Linked DNA regions of Homo sapiens: region 1 is linked to region 2. Evidence: read pairs that join two places in POLR2A ChIA-PET (ENCODE). Cell type or tissue: Panc1. All regions are shown on one strand. Links, peaks and the distances in the headings refer to the core of each region. The heading gives the core; the rest is flanking DNA. Region 1 has its middle 13 kb from the start of PDCL3. Region 2 holds the start of LOC105373506 (a long non-coding RNA gene).

Region 1 (8,413 bases), core at 293-8,292, 55 kb after region 2:
CAACAAACCTGCCTCATAAACTCATTTGAATTCAAGGAGAGAAATTGCAGCTTACTCATCAAATATTCCATGAGAAAGATAAACACCTGTTTTCTCTCAATCAACTTTTAGAAGTTGGAAGACTTCAAACCTGAAGATTATCTCTCTCATGGCCCACATGGCCATCTCCAATGCAGGTATGTCAACCTGAAAGGAAAAAGCTTAGGCAAAATTAACATAAGCAGGCAGTTTATTTGGGCCAGGCTTGAGGACTGCAACCCCAGATCATAGATTAAAGTTGTCCTGAATATGCGCTCAAATTTGTAGCAGTTACAAGGGGATTTTTAAAGGCAAAACTTGGGGGCAGGGAGTGGACTGATACAAAGCTGTTTGTCAGGAATTCTCATTTGTTTACAGAAATAACATTGCCTATTGATTGGCTATACATTGTTAAGCCATAGAATGTGGATTATCGTGTCTAATGTGGCAATAGCAAGCAGTTGATCAATACATAGCTCAAAGCGGGGAGTACAGCGTGATTGCTTTCTCAATTCAATGTCTCTCTGGGCCTGATTATTAAAAGGAATTGCCTTCCTTACATAAAAGTTATTTTCTTTATTCTTTTCCTTTTTTTTTTTTTTTTTTTTTGAGACAGGGTTTCACTCTGACATCCAGGCTGGAGTGCAGTGGTGTGATTACAGCTCACTGTAGCCTCGACCTCCTAGGCTCAAGCAATCCTCCCACCTCAGCCTCCCATGTACCCTGGCTAATTTTTTTTATTTTTTGTAGACACGGGGTCTCACTTTGTTTTCTGAGCCAGTCTTGAACTCCTGGGTTCAAGCAATCCTCCTGCCTCAGCCTCCCAAAGTGCTGGGATTATGGGCGTGAGCCCCCACACCCCTCCTAGAAGTTTTTTTTTCTCAGATGCTTTATCAATTTAAGGCTCACCCCCATGCTAGTGTTTTCCCCTTTTTTTTTTTTTTTTTTTTTTCTGAGACTGAGTCTCACTCTGTTGCCCAGGCTGGAGTGCAGTGGTGTGATCTCAGCTCACTGCAATCTCCGCCTCCTGGGTTCAAGTGATTCTCCAGCCTCAGCCTCCTGAGTAGCTGGGACTACAGGTGTACACCACCATGCCTGGCTAATTTTGTATTTTCAGTAGATATGGGGTTTCACCATGTTAGCCAGGCTGGTCTCAAACTCCTGACCTCAGGTGATTCGCTCCCAAAGTGCTGGGATCACAGGCGTGAGCCATGGTGCTTGGCCACCCACCTCGCCCAGCCAATTTTTTTTTTTACAGCAATGTTCTTCCTATTATTTTTTCTTTTTGTGACTTCCTCATTTTCAAAGAGTTATTTCACCAAATAAACCACACTAATCATCCACTCTTCCAAATTATGTTTGTCAGAAACATCATTGGTGTAATAATCTCTATAATATTTGTCATCCTAAAAACGTAAAGAACTGTGATATTTTGGTGAACTTCAGATGCATTTTCTACCAGGCTGCTTGAAATATTACTGGTTCCCACTTCTACCAATCTTACTTAAATGCTGGCCTCAAGCTAAGAGCTAGTTCTCACAGCAGGCTGTGGGTAGCGGGCTTACCTGAAGAGCTCACATCCCCCGGAGAAACCAGACTCTCAGGAGCAACCAGCTTCTTCCCTGTTACCTGCTCTTTTTCTTTCTTTTTAATTTCTCTTTACTAGGTAACACCGCTATCCCACCTTCTGCCGGATCAAATCATTGGAGCCCCCTGAATCAGGCAAACCACCGTGGGTCACTCAGTCCTAGCCTTTCACCAGGCGCTCAGCATCATTGCCTAGGACTCACATGTGGGTGGCAGTATCAAGGGTCCTATCATCATTTTATATCAAACCTCCAAAAGCTCAGGCCTCCAAGCTCAGCCTCTTAAGATTGGCCTTTTCTTTTCCAGATTTATGGTCCCTAGGCTTGGCTGAGAAGTGTAGAGTAGAAATTTAAACCACATAGACATTTTTCTTAGGTCTCAAACAAGGGAAAGCTGCATTTCACCTTATTAAATCATTTGTTTTTACCTTGGAGATATTGTAAATCTTGAAACTGATAGAGCATTCCTTGTTTTCTAGGAAGCTCAGGGCTGAGTTTTCAGCCCCTTTTGCAACTAGGAAAGACATGGCAGCAGTGATTTAAGTAATGACACTACTCCTGGTTTATTTTTTCCTAATGTTTTATGTTCCCTCAGTCTTGAGTTTCTCATTTACTTATTTTTCATCATATCATATTATGTGTATCTTTGTAGTGTAATAGAATATTAATGTGTAAGGGATCCAAAATCATGGGAGGAGGCCGGGTGCGATGGCTCATGCCTGTAATCTCAACACTTTGAGAGCCCAAGGCGGGCAGATCACTTGAGGTCAGGAGTTCGAGACCAGCCTCGCCAACATGGTGAAACTCCGTCTCTACTAAAAATACAAAAATTAGCCGGGTATGGCAGCACATGCCAATAATCCCATCTACTTAGGAGACTGAGGCAGGAGAATCACTTGAACCCAGGAGGCGGAGGTTGCAGTGAGCCAAGATGGCGCCATTGCACTCCAGCCTGGGAGACAAGAGCAAGACTCTTGTCTAAAAAAAAAAAAAAAAAAAAAACATGAGAGGCATTTTCCCTTCCACACACCAAGAAGGCAGCTGAGTGGGTGCTCTGTGTTCTGGCATTCTTGTTTCATCATGCGTTTGGGGAGGGCATGCACGGGGGGGTCAATATTGAGGATTCCAGGACATTTCTTTCTATTTCAGGAACTCTCCTGAAGTCAACCTACAGCTGATGTTTGGTTAGGACATGGAGGTGAATAGGGAACGAGAGAATGAAGGTGGCATGATTCAGGTGGGAGAGGGAGAAGGGGGACAATTTAATGCTGGATTATATGTGGGGTATGAGAGAAACTGAAGCATTTGGGCTGAGCCCAGTGCTATCAGAATGGGAATACTGGAGGGAGTAGATTGGGGTTGAAGTTCTCTGAGCTCTGTGTCTGACATGTTAAATTGACACAGCTGACAGACATCCAGGTAGGCTGTTGGGTCTATGAGTCTGGAGTTCAAGGGAGAGTCCAAGGGTGGAAGCTCCATTTCCAAAGCCTTCAGCATACTGATGGCACTTACAGCCATAGGACCTATTGAGATCACTCAAGAAGAGGGTGTAGGGATCAGCGGTATCCAAGGGAGAGAATACAGTCATGGGTTCTTAGTTTATGTTTCTGGGTGGGCCAGTAAAGCCCCTTCCTCATCCCTTTTTTCTGCTTATCACTGGAGACAGAAACTAAAAAGCAGTTGTTAGCAGCCATGGTTTCAGGCTGCTAAAAGCCTAGAGCAAAACAAAACAACAACAACAAAATAAGGCAGGTTGGACAAGCTTGGTAGGCAGAGGAGAGGGCCAAGAACTGAGCCATTGTTCAGTTTAGGAAGAGAAGAAGGATCCAGCTAAGGGGGCAAAGGAGCAGCCAGTGAGGTGGGCAAATCAGGAGAACATGATGTCTGGGTAGCCAAGCAAAGAAAGGGTTTCACACAACCTCGGCAAGTCCACTGAGAGTAGAGGAAGATGTGCATAGAGAGTGGGTTATTGCATTTCCCATTGTGGAGGTCAAGAGTGACCTCAACAAAGGCCTATTCATTGGGTGAACAAAAGCCTAACTCAAATAAGTTGAATAGAATGGGAGGGAGGAGGTGCAGACAATGAGCTCACTGGGATCTTGTTGGAAAGGGGCTAGAAAGGGGCTGGAGGAATCTATCTGTAGCTGGAAGGAAATGTGAAGTCAAGGAATGTTTTTTTGTCTTTATCATTGAAAATATTTTAGTATGTTCATATGTTGATGAGAATGATCTCCTAGAGAGGGGAAAACCTACAGCGGGCACAGGAATGGGAGGAGGAATTGCTAGAACAAAGTTTAGCTGTGATAAAAGAGACAGGGGAGGCCAGGCGCGGTGGCTCATGCCTGTAGTCTCAGCACTTTGGGAAGCCGAGGCGGGCAGATCATGAGGTCAGGAGATCAAGATCATCCTGGCCAACATGGTGAAACCCCATCTCTACTAAAAACACAAAAATTAAGCTGAGTGTGGTGGTGCGTGCTTGTAATCCAAGCTACTCGGGAGGCTGAGGCACGAGAATCACTTGAACCCAGGAGGCAGAGGTTGCAGTGAGCCGAGATTGTGCCACTGTACTCCAGCCTGGCGACAGAGCGACACTCCATCTAAAAAAAAAAAAAAAGATCGAGACCATCCTGGCTCACACGGTGAAACCCCATCTCTCTACTAAAAAAAAAAAAAAATACAAAAAATTAGCTGGGTGTGGTGGCGGGCGCCTATAGTCCCAGCTACTCAGGAGGCTGAGGCAAGAGAATGGCATGAGTCCGGGAGGCGGAGCTTGCAGTGAGCCCAGATCACGCCACTGCACTCCAGCCTGGGTGACAGAGCGAGACTCCGTCTCAAAAAAAAAAAAAAAAAATGCAAGTGTGCAAAGTGGGTGCTGCCCTTTCTCAGAAGCACACACAGGACAAGCACAGGGCTGGAAAACAGTCCGGTCAATGGGTTCAAATGCATGGGGATCTGAGGAGCTGGTGATTGCAGCATGGGGAGGTGATCTTCTGAGTGCTTTGGTTTTCTCTGTGTATTAATATTCAAGATTCTTTTCTGAGAATGGGGAGAGAGAGAGGCATTGGGATTTTGAGAAGAGAGGAGAAGGTGTAAAATAGTTATTTAGGACAGAGCGAGAGTGAATAGAGCAGGGAAATGTAGTTTGGGGAGCCCGCTGGAGATGTGTGGTCATACATGTAAAGCAAGGCTAGTCAGATTGGTTACGTGTGTTTCTATGGCCATGCTGGGGGCACCCTGGAAGTAAGTGAGGCCTTTTTGGTTGCTGCAGTGATGGGTGGGGTCAGGCGGGTACTGCTGCCATTCATTGGCCAGGAAAGGTCAGGATGCTAAATGTCCTACAAGACACAGGCCCTTTATTAGCTGTAAAGCCTGCTTACATTTAAATATAAATTTTTTCTAGTTTTAACTGAATTTTTCTAGGTATACACCAAATTTTCTAGGAAAACAACTTTCTTTTACATTGAGGGTAAATTGTACTTTGGAATTTTACCAAGTTGTTCACTATTTTAGAAAATCAAGTCATTCTCTCATATTTCAGTTACCAAAGTAACATAGTGTTAGTCTGCATTAGTACCAGTGGTAGTCACAGTGATTCTACTTGTGTATAGACAAATGTGCTTATGTAGCTCTTATTTCAAAGTATTTGAAGTAAAGAAAAATGAATATTTTCCCTTAGAAATTTATATAATCTCCTGATGACTTGATTGTGTATTCTAGTATAGTTGTGCTACAGGATTTGCATACTGAAAATTTACCATTCTACTTTATACTTAAGGCAGTATGTTGATTTTTTTTTTTTTTTGACAGAGTCTCACTCTGTTGCCCAGGCTGGAGTACAGTGATGCAATCTCCGTTCACTGCAACCTCTGCCTCCCGGGTTCAAGTGATTCTCCTGCCTCAGCCTCCCAAGTAGCTGGGATTACAGACGACCACCACCATGCCTAGCTAATTTTTTGTATTTTTAGTAGAGACGGGGTTTCACTATGTTGGCCAGGCTGGTCTTGAACTCCTGACCTCATGATCCACCCACCTTGACCTATGTTGGTCAGGCTGGTCTTGAACTCCTGATCTCGTGATCCACCTGCCTTAGCCTCCCAAAGTGCTGGGATTACAGGTGTGAGCCACCGCGCCTGGAGGCAGTATGTTGATTTTTTAAAAATTGTTTTGCATGTAATTATGATATCTATAGACTTCATTTCAGATTAGGATGGAGGGCATACATCCTTGTTACCTAGGGGGCAGTGGGTCTGTTAAGAGTAGGGAGCCACGGTGCAAAAGGAAAACCAGGAAGAGATTATTGTCATAACTGAGCTGAAGTGGAAGAGTGGTCTGGGAGCTTGCTGGCACAGAGATAATTCAAGTATGTGATTCAGAGCAAAAGAGAGTACCACGAAAGGGAGGAACCCCCGGAAAAAGATGGGCAAGACAACTGGGATGCACAGTTGGAATGGCCAAGGAAGCCATGATAATAGAGAGAAGTGACGCTGTCCCCCTAGAACCTCGTAGGGTTGTTAAAGGCTTGCATGTATTTATTTATTTATTTATTTATTTATTTATTTATTTATTTAATTTCAATAGGTTTTTGGGGAACAGGTGGTGTTTGGTTACATGAATAAATTCTTTAGTGGTGATTTCTGAGATTTTGGTTCACCCATCACCCGAGCAGTTTACACTGTACCCAATGTATAGTCTTTCAGCCCTCACCTGCCTCCTGCCCCTGAATCCTCAAAGTCCATTGTATTATTCTTTGGGTCCTCATACCTTAGCTCCCACTTATGAGTGAGAACATACAATGTTTGATTTTCCATTCCTGAGTTACTTCACTTGTCTCAAAAAATATATACATATCCCAGCACTTTGGGAGGCCGAGGTGGGTGGATCACAAGGTCAGGAGATCGAGACCATCCTGGCTAACACGGTGAAACCCCATCTCTGCTAAAAATACAAAAAATTAGCCGGGCATGGTGGCAGGCGCCTGTAGTCCCAGCTACTCAGGAGGCTGAGGCAGGAGAATGGCTTGAACCTGGGAGGCGGAGCTTGCAGTGAGCCAAGATCTCACCACTGCACTCCAGCCTGGGCTACAGAGCAAGACTCCATCTAAAAAAAGAAAAAAAAATATATATATATATATATATATATATATATATATATATATATATATATGTATGTATACATATATACACACACACACACACGTGGGTATACATATATATGTGTATATATATATATAGAGAGAGAGAGAGAGTTTTAAAATATATTCTGGATATTAGTCCTTCATCGATATATGATTTGCAAAATTTTTCTACCATTCTGTGGGATTTCTTTTCAGTTTCTCTCCTTTGAAGCACAAGATATCTTAATTTTGTGTGTGTGTTTTGAGAAGGAGTCTTGCTCTGTCACTCAGGCTGGAGTGCACTGGTGCAGTTTTGGCTCACTGCAGCCTCCACCTCCCAGGTTTAAGTAGTTCTCCTGCCTCAGCCTCCCGAGTAGCTGGGATTACAGGCACCCACCACCACAGCCAGCTAATTTTATTTTTAGTAGAGACTAGGTTTCACCATGTCAGCCAGGCTGGTCTTGAACTCCTGACCTCAAGTGATCCACTCACCTTGGCCACCCAAAGTGCTGGAATTACAGGTGTGAGCCACTGTGCCCAGCTAATCTTTTAATTTTGATGATCCCCAGTTTACCTAATTTTGGATGAGATTAGGCACATTCAGGGTGGTATGGCCGTAGACAGTTTACCTAATTTTGTTGTTGTTATTGCTTGCGCATTCAATATCATATCTAGGAAACTCTTACCTAACCCAAGGTCATGAATATTTACACCTATATTTTCTTCTGAGAGTTTTATAGCTTTAGCTCTTACTTTTAGGATTGTGATCCATTTTAAGTTAGTTTTTGTATACTGTATGAGGCAGGAATCCAACTTTATTCTTTTGCATGTGTCTCAGCCTCCCAAGTAGCTGGGATTACAGGCACTTGCCACCATGCCTGGCTAATTTTTTGTATTTTTAATAGAGACGGGTTTACACTATGTTGGCCAGGCTGGTCTCGAACTCCTGACCTCATGATCTGCCCGCCTCGGCCTCCCAAAGTGCTGGGATTACAGGCGTGAGCCACCGCACCTTGCCTAGGCTCAAAACTCTTATAATTCAATATGAAAAGTCAAATAACTCAATTTTAAAATGGGCAAAAGATTGCAAAAGACATTATCCTAAAAAAAGATATTCATATGGCCACTAAGCACATGAAAAGATGCTCAACATCATTATTCAGTGAGGAAATGCAAATCAAAACTATAATGAAATGCCACTTTCCACCCACCAGGACAGCTATACTCAAAAAGATGGACAGTAACAAGTACTAACACAGATGTGGAGAAATTTAAACCCTGATACAATGTTGGTGGGAATGTAAAATGGGGCATCGGCTTTGGGAAACAAAACTCTTCAAAGTTACACAGAATTACCATATGACCCAACAATTCCACTTCTAGGCATATACCCAAAAGAATTAAAAACATGTATTCACATAAAAATTTTTTTTTTTTTTTTGAGACAGAGTCTCACTCTGTCGCCCAGGCTGGACTGCAGTGGCGTGATCTCGGCTCACTGCAACCTCCACCTCCCGGGTTCAAGTGATTCTCCTGCCTCAGCCTCCTGATTAGCTGGGACTACAGGCACCGGCCACCACGCCCAGCTAATTTTTGTATTTTTAGTAAAACGGGCTTTCACTGTGTTGGCCAGGCTGGTCTTGAACTCCAGACCTCAGGTGATCCACCTGCCTCAGCCTCCCAAAGTGCTGGGATT
Region 2 (8,413 bases), core at 382-8,381:
AGTCTGTAATTTTTACCCCTTCATCCCATGGGAGTGACATAAATTGCTGCCCAATTTTCAATATCACAACTACTTTTCCTGAAATCTTCAGACATCCCTAGAAGAGATGTACCAGCCCCAAAGACTCGGCTTTCCTTTCTGGGCCTATATGTCAATCAGATCTTGGTCCCATAAGTCTCCACTGCCACATTACTCTTTGTAATATCTAGGTACCAGAGAAAGTCTTGCAAAGTCCTTGAAGGCACAAGGACAAGAGTGTTCACATGGTTTGTTAAGCAAAAGGGTTATTAAGAACTCAGATGTCCTTTAACAAGACAAGAGATGAATAAATGCTGTGTTATTCATAGAAATCAAATGTATAGAGTAGTGACAATGAATGAACCATTTGCATGAAGTTAGACGAGCCTTAAAATCATGATGTTGAGTGAAACAAGCAGGATGCTTTTTACAGCAAGATAACATTTATATAAGTTCAGCACCTTGGTGAGGATAAACATCAAATTTAGGAGATCAGTGACTCCTGGGAAGACTGATACAAACCAGAAAGGCTACAGAGGGGCTTCAACTATACTGGAAATTTTTTTTCTTAAAGTGGTGGCAGGTACCTTGGATGTCAATTGTGTAAAAAGTAAGAATTTATATATGAAGAAAATAATTTATAAGAAAACACAGGAAGAGGCCAGGCACGGTGGCTCATGACTGTAATCCCAGCACTTTGGGAGGCTGAGGCGGGAGGATCACAAGGTCAGGAGATCGAGACCATCCTGGCCAACGTGGTGAAACCCTGTCTCTACTAAAATACAAAAAAAAAAAAATTATCCAGGCATGCGCCTGTAGTCCCAGCTACTCAGGAGGCTGAGGCAGGGGAATCGCTTGAACCTGGGAGGTGGAGGTTGCAGTGAGCTGAGATCGCACCACTGCACTCCAGCCTGGTGACAGAGCGAGACTCTGTCTCAAAAAAAAAAAAAGAAAACACAGGAAGAGATTGTGTCCAGGAGAATCAAGGAGAGAGGTGGTTCTTGAAGTGGTCCTTTGAGGATCCATAGGATGCCCATCTATGGTGATGGAAGAGAGAGTGTCCCTAACAAAGAGGATAACACAAAGATAGGGAAGTGGCACTATACAGGGTATGCTCCAGGGACAAGTATACTGGTCTGACCAGAGGGCAGAGGGCATAGCAGAGGGGTCTTCATGCCTTCTTCCACTACAAACCTCCTTCACCCTAACCCAAACACACATACACACACACAACCAAGAAACAGACTGACTGGGTTCAAATTCCACCTTTGCCTCTTACTATCATCATTCTGTGCCTCAGTTTCCTCACCATTAATATGAGCATAATAAGAGAAACCACCTTGCAGGGTTGATTTTTGTTGTTGTTGTTCGTTTGTTTGTTTGTTTGAGATGGAATCTCCCTCTGTCACCCAGGTTGGAGTGCAATGGCACAATTTCAGCTCACTGCAAACTCTGCCTCCCAGGTTCAAGCAATTCTTGTGCCTCAGCCTCCCAAATAGCTAGGATTACAGGTGCATGCCACCACTCCTGGCTAATTTTTGTATTTTTAGTAGAGATGGGTTTTCGCCATGATGGCCAGGCTGGTCTCGAACTCCTGACCTCAAGTGCTCTGCCCGCCTTGGCCTCCCAAAGTGCTGGGATTACAAGCAGGAGCCACCGTGCCTGGCCAAATGAGCTAATTCTTGTTAATAATTTATTTAGACAGTGCTTGGCACCTCCTAAGTACTCAGTGCTCATTGTTGATTTTCATTATTATTATTACAGCATGAGCAAATGTTCTACTCAGGGACAATCTTCTACCTGTAGTAAGCAGGTTGCTGTGACTGGGCTCTGAAATCTCTCCCTCTTCTGCATCAAATTAGTGATTAGCCTTTGAGTACACTAGAGGTCTAAGAGCTGGGTTAGGGGCTCAGCTCTGTCATTGACAACTACCTGTGTGATCTTGGAAAACTTACTTAACTTTTCTGAGCCTCAGTTTACTCATCTGTAAGATGGGGCAAATGATAGCATCTACAACATAAGCCTGATATTATGATTAAACATGTTGCCTGTGCAATATGGCAAAACCTTGTCTCTACCAAAAATATAAAAAACTAGCCAGGGGCCAGGTCATGGTGGCTCACGCCTGTAATCCCAGCACTTTGGGTGGCCAAGGCAGGTGGATCACTTGAGGTCAGGAGTTTGAGACCAGCCAAGTCAACATGGCAAAACCTTGTCTCTACTAAAAATACAAAAATTACCTGGGCTTTGTGGTGCATGCCGCAATCCCATCTACCCAGGAGGCTGAGGCAGGAGAATCGCTTGAACCCAGGAGATGGAGGTTGCAGTGAGCCAAGATCATGCCACTGCATTCCAGCCTGGGCAACAGAGTGAGACTCTGTTTCAATTTAAAAAAAAAGAAGAAGAAGAAACTAGCCAGGCGTGGCGCCATGTGCCTGTAGTCTGTTCTACTTGGGAGGCTGAGGTGGGAGGATTGCTTGAGCCTCAGAGGCAGAGGTTGCAGTGAGCTGAGATCATGCCACTGCACTCCAGCCTCGGTGACAGTGAGACCCCAACTCAAAAAAAAAAAAAAGAATGAATATAAGTTCTCAGTAAGTGTGCTGTATGTGCAATTACAAACATATCCACACACACTAATGCCGCATCACAGATATTTTGCCTTGAGTTTCCATTTCTGGAAGCCTGGAATAGTTATGTTTCCTGAGTATGTACTCTTTCAGGCATGGTAGTGGGTACTCCCACAGTCCTGCTAAGTAGTATTAGAGTAATGCTAGTTACTGCCACATAAACCATGAGATCTGAGTGACTTACCCCAGCAGAGTTTTATTTCCATCACTCACATGGTCTCCTGCAGGCATGTCTGGTTATTCAGAGTCTGGATCCTTCTGCCTTATAGGCTCTGCTCAAGATTGGCTCCAGGGCCAGTGAGTTCTCAACAGTGTAGTGAGAGGATAGGGAGAGAAGGCAGTATGTCAGGAAAGAGAATTTCTATGGACCAGGCTATTTTTTTTTTTTTTTTTTGAGACGGAGTTTCTCTCCGTTGCCCAGGCTGGAGTGCAGTGACACGATTCGGCTCACTGCAAGCTCTGCCTCCTGGATTCACACCATTCTCCTGCCTCAGCCTCCCCAGTAGCTGGGACTACAGACGCCCGCCACCACGCCTGGCTAATTTTTCTGTATTTTTAGTAGAGACAGGGTTTCACCGTGTTAGCCAGGATGGTCTCGATCTCCTGACATCGTGATCTACCCACCTCGGCCTCCCAAAGTGCTGGGATTACAGGCGTGAGCCACCACATCCGGCCCAGGCTATTTCTTTTACTAGAACACAGTCTATAACTGTGTCTGACTGCAAATGAAGCTGGAAATGCAATCTACCTGTGTGACCTGGAAGGAGAGGCCAAGCTGGCAGAGAGCTAGCTAGTCTCTGCTGTAGTGGGAGTATTATCCCTAGGGGATAAGAAATCTTAGACTTACAGAAATTACATACTTGCTCAAGGTCTTTCACTAAATGGCAGAGTCAGACTTCAAACCCAGGTCCCACTGGCTTCAATATCTGTAGCTTGTCACCATCTAAGCTGTCTCACAGGGGCACAGAATTATCCCTGGGCTGAGTCCCGCAATCAGATGGGATGAAGGTACAGGGCCCAGTTGGATGTGAAATCACAAAGCCACAATCCCTATCATCAGAGTCATTGAATTGTTAGGTGGAGGTGATGTACCTTGTGTAAGAGCACAACAAGGCAAGGGTTTGCCACAGCCAGGTAAAGCCAGGGTGGCATCTAATGTGGGGCTGAAAAGAAGTCCCAGTGGGCAGCATATTTGGGGGAGGTTAAGAAGGGACCCTCCTCCACTTTTGCTGAGGGTTTCAGATTATTTCCCTACCCAACATTCTTCAGAAAGTCTGGCTTCCTGAGTCTTTCTAAAGGTATTTACCTTGTGTAAGATAAGAAAGAAAACAAGCATGCATGCCCTGAACCAACCCCTTTGGAGAGTTGGAAAAATTCCACTTGTGAACAATTTTATTTGTACTCAATTCTCTGATTCCTTTGCTAACTCTTGGTATTTCAGTTTACTATTAAGCCCATCAACTTGCCTCAAGAGATTAAGTCACAATCAATAGGAACTGAAGGAAAAGATGGTAGGAGTTATTTTATTTAGATAGTTCATCTCTGTCTTCTGGATGTTGGTGAAATGGAATTTAGGAAATTGTTCTAATAAAGCAAAGCTCAGGGGAGGAAGCTTTCAGCACATGGCAGCAACACAGATGCTGGGTCACTGGGCCGCCAGCTGGTAGACCACGCGGCTGCAGACTCAGAAGGGGAGGTGGCTGAGGGAAGCACTCCCATTTGTAAGCAGGACCTTAAGCAGGTGAAGAAGAGTGAGAAGTGTTTGTGGGAAGGAGAGCTACAGGAGAGTAATTTTACCCTCGATTGGCACTTACATGATGGACAGGATTGTAAAGTGTACCTTTTTATCAGGGGATAAGATCCCCTCTTATAACTGAACCCAGGTTTGGCCGCTCGCCACTCAAAAGGCAAACTCAAGAGACAAGAGTTGGTGAGAGGAAAAGCAGGTTTGTTCAGGAGCTGACAACCTGAAGAGATGGTGGGCTAGTGTCACAAAGACCATCTCAAGTTTCCCAAGCTGGCCAGAGGGTTTTTATAGGAGGGAGGATATGGAGAAGCTTTGTGCATGGGTTGACTATATGTGGGTCAGTATATCTAGTCTTGATGACCATCTTGAGCAATGAACCGTCTGCTGGTCTGGCTGGCACCAGCTTGACTGCAACAGGAATACACATTAACTGCTCAGCATTCTTCCCAAGGTGAGATATTCTGCAACCTTAATTCTGTGCTTAGTTTTTCAAGGCCAGTTTTTGGAGTTCTTTAAGCAGAGCATATAAATAGCTTTGCTATTCATAAAATGAAGAGGAAAAAAAAGGAAAACAAAGAAGAATAATTGTTTTTCAAGATAGGGTGGTAGTTTCTGTTACACTCTCACTCCGCTAGAAAACAGAGACATTTTGGTAATGAGATTTGTATTATCCAGAACAAAAGATCCAATAATATGGTGGGTTAAAGAACAAATAAGTTTTTCTCTCTAGCTTGCAGTCTGTATGTAGATGGCCCAGATTGGTGGAGCAGCTCTATTCTTTAAGCCGTTCAGGAGAGCAGGGCCCTGGAAATCATTGCCTCACTCTACCCTGTATCATGAAGGCTGGGTTTCCACCAGTCTGTGCTCCAGCTTGGTGACATGCATGCAGAATGACTTAAGGCCCAGGCCTTGAAAGGGCAAACATTACTTCCCTCCCATGGAGATAAATCAGCAATAGGGTCACACTCAGGAAGTGTCCTAACTGGGTGGCCATGTCCAACTACAACCCTGTTGCCTTAGATTTAGAAGAAGAGAGAGGGTCTAAAGGAGATGGGTTCATGGCCCAGTGACTGTAAGAAGAGTTGGAGATGTGGAGCTGCCCTGGGAAGCCAAAGTGAGGGGCTGTGTCTGCTGAAGAGATCCTGGGTGAGGGAAGACAAACTAAGCAGTCAAGAGATTCCATTCCTGAACATTCTTGTGACTATTCTCCGAAAGGGTGAGAAGGGATGACTGGAACTTTCAGTAAAGAACTGTTTTGAAATTATTTTGGGGCTGGGCATGGTGGCTCACACCTGTAATCCCAGCACTTTGGGAGGCCGAGGCAGGTGGATCACTTGAGATCAAGCGTTCAAGACCAACCTGGCCAACATGGTGAAGCCTGTCTCTACTAAAAATACAAAATTAGCCAGGCATAGTGGCACACACACCTGTAATCCCAGCTACTTGGGAGGCTGAGACAGGAGAATTGCTTGAACCTGGGAGGCGGAGCTTGCAGTGAGCCAAGATCACGCCACTGCACTCCAGACTGCGCGACAGAGCAAGACTCTCCAAAAAAAAAAAAAAAGAAATTATTCTTGATCCTGAGTATGTGAGTGACTCATTTACAATTACATGAACTGTTCTTCCGTCTTCCACCATGGGGAGGGGCCATGGTGCTGGGGCTGCGCTTCTCTACTCCAGCTTAGTGAGGAGGAGATTCTCAGCAAGGGCTCTGTGGACCCACACGAGGTCGATTTCCCTGAACGTTCTCCTCTGGTAACCTAGACTTTACTCTTGCCCCCGTACTACTCGTATAATTTCTGATCTGAGTCTGTCTTCATTTCCACACATTTAAACACCATGAGGGCAGGAATCCCAACGTTCTAGGTCAGTGCAGTGCACAGAGTTCTTAACACATGCTCAACACATAGTAGGTACTCAGTTAATAACTACAAATTGAATTTCTATGAGGCCCTCTGAATTGCTGCCAAACAGGAGAATGGCTTGGATTGACACGAAGGAAGAGGCTGAGGTCTTATGCAGGTCTTATGCAGGAAACACTCCAGGGTTTCAGAGCCACCTCAGGGCTTTAGGCAGAGCATCTGACCTTCCCAGGTCTTGCCTGCAGCAGACTCAGCACTCCAACCAGCCAAGCACTACTGGGAGCTCAGGCTGACAGCCCAGCCTAGCACCTGAGTCACTGGGATTCCTCAGAACAGACCCATCCCATGGACCCATGCAGTGCCCACGAACACGGTCACTGCACATGCTGCCAGCTGCTACGGCCTGCACTGAAGAGGAGATTAGCACTATCCCCTCCCCACCCTGGAATCCCTATCCACCCTCCCACCGCCTCCCTCTCCTCCACCACCCTCAGATCAGGAGGAAGTCTCTCTTCATCTCTGCAGTCTCATCTCTGGACACTGCGTCTCATTTCCTTTCTGTTCCCTGAGAACTTCCCTGGGAAGGAGATGGGGTTGGAGAGGCTGCCCAGTCTCTACCACACCTTGAAGGGAGATCTTCCTCACTGCCTTAAGTATTTCCAGATCAAGTGTCCTTCATCCTCCCCTAAATGTCCACTTCTTGGGGGCTCATTTCTTCTGGTTAATCCATCCTACATCCCCTCAGTTCTGTCATCTAAGGCCATCCTGGCTGTACTCCCTCTTTTCTTGAGTGATGTGGCAATTTGTTCACGGTCCACCTCTCTTCATGGCCTGTGCCATCCAGGTTAGCCTCCATGACCTGTGGATACACCTCTGATACTATGGCCTTGGACTTCTTGATCTCACCAATAGAGCCTTTCCCCGCTTCATTCTGGTACCCACTGGCTGTCTTCCCAACCTCAGGGCAAGCCTCTTGAAGACAGGGGCTGCACCTAATTCATCTTTAAGTTCTGAGGACTTAGAACAGTGTTCACCTGAGAGAAGGCTCTTGATAAATGTTTGAGTGAATGGATGAATAGATGAACATGTGAAAATGAGTGCCTAGTCCACATTCGAGGTATTGAAGTAATATACTAGCTTAATAATTCAGACAGACAAATTAATCAAGTCATAAAGCTCCTAACAATAGTTTGCCTTAAGTATGTGTGCAAGTTCCTCAGGTGGAGAATATTAGTATTATTAATAATTTTAGCGATGGTAATTTGATTAAATGAAAGATTACTGTGCTTGATTCATGGCTGAGAATATTTGGTCTTTATGTGGGATTGTTACAAGAAATACCTAATGATGTGGGGAGGTGGGGTAGGGACTTATTTGAAATGAAATAAGAAGCAATCCTTGAAAATTTAGTCTTTAGAACAGAGCTGAGAGTCATCTGCCACAGTTAGAAATGGTTTGAGGATATGCTTCTGTGGCTCACAAATGGTTGCACCAAGAATCAAGTCCTGTGGGTTCCTTTCTGTCACCTGAGATCTAAAACTGGTAATCAAGTCAAATAAATATATTAAAAACAAACATACTAACAAAAAACATCACCACTAACCCCTTCTTCAAATACAGGACAAAGGGGTTATTTTTCTTCTGCTAAAGTTTAAGCAGACAAAGGCCATTTAGGGATGAGGCTGTAGTCCAAAAAAACAACATTTTTCAATTTAATGTAGCTAGGGTGGGCACTCTGGAGGAGCCAGAAAATTGCTGCTTGGTAAGTGGGAGAAGATTTGTTTGTTTGCTTTTTCCTACTTTTATTTTCAATTCAGGGATATATGTGCAAGTTTGTTACATGGGTACATTGCACGATGCTGAGGTTTAGGGTACAAATGATTCACTCACCTAAGTATTGAGCAGTGTTCCCGATAGTTAGTTTTTTCAACCCTTGCCCCCTCCTTCCCTCTTCTAGTAGTCCCCAGTTTCTATTGTTACCATCTTTATATCCATGTATACCCAATGTTTAGTTCCCACTTATAAGTGAGAACATGTGACATTTGGTTTCTGTTCCTGCATTAAATTGCTTAGGATAATGGTCTCCAACTGCATCCGTGTTGCTGCAAAGGACATGATTTCATTCTTTTTTATAGCTGCATAGTATTCCATGGGGCATA

The links. Peaks named below come from ENCODE experiments on the same cell type or tissue, not always from the same donor. Only the 100,000 strongest peaks of a DNase experiment are listed, where the experiment ranks them.
Region 1: POLR2A ChIA-PET joins it to region 2 with 13 read pairs; 2 of 35 experiments call an interaction of 5 or more read pairs at or near these places.

What each region holds. Positions count from the first base shown.
Region 1 is chr2:100,545,352-100,553,764 of GRCh38, forward strand. No RefSeq gene overlaps it. Among named protein-coding and RNA genes, the nearest start is that of PDCL3, 13 kb to the right of the region's middle. In Panc1, for the core only: no CTCF peak of the experiment used is centred there; no DNase peak of the experiment used is centred there.
Region 2 is chr2:100,490,559-100,498,971 of GRCh38, forward strand. LOC105373506 (a long non-coding RNA gene) reads right to left here and starts at 3,655. Exons shown (of 5, transcript XR_923098.2): 1 at 3,506-3,655; 2 at 2,830-2,949. In Panc1, for the core only: no CTCF peak of the experiment used is centred there; no DNase peak of the experiment used is centred there; H3K27me3 peaks cover 811 bases.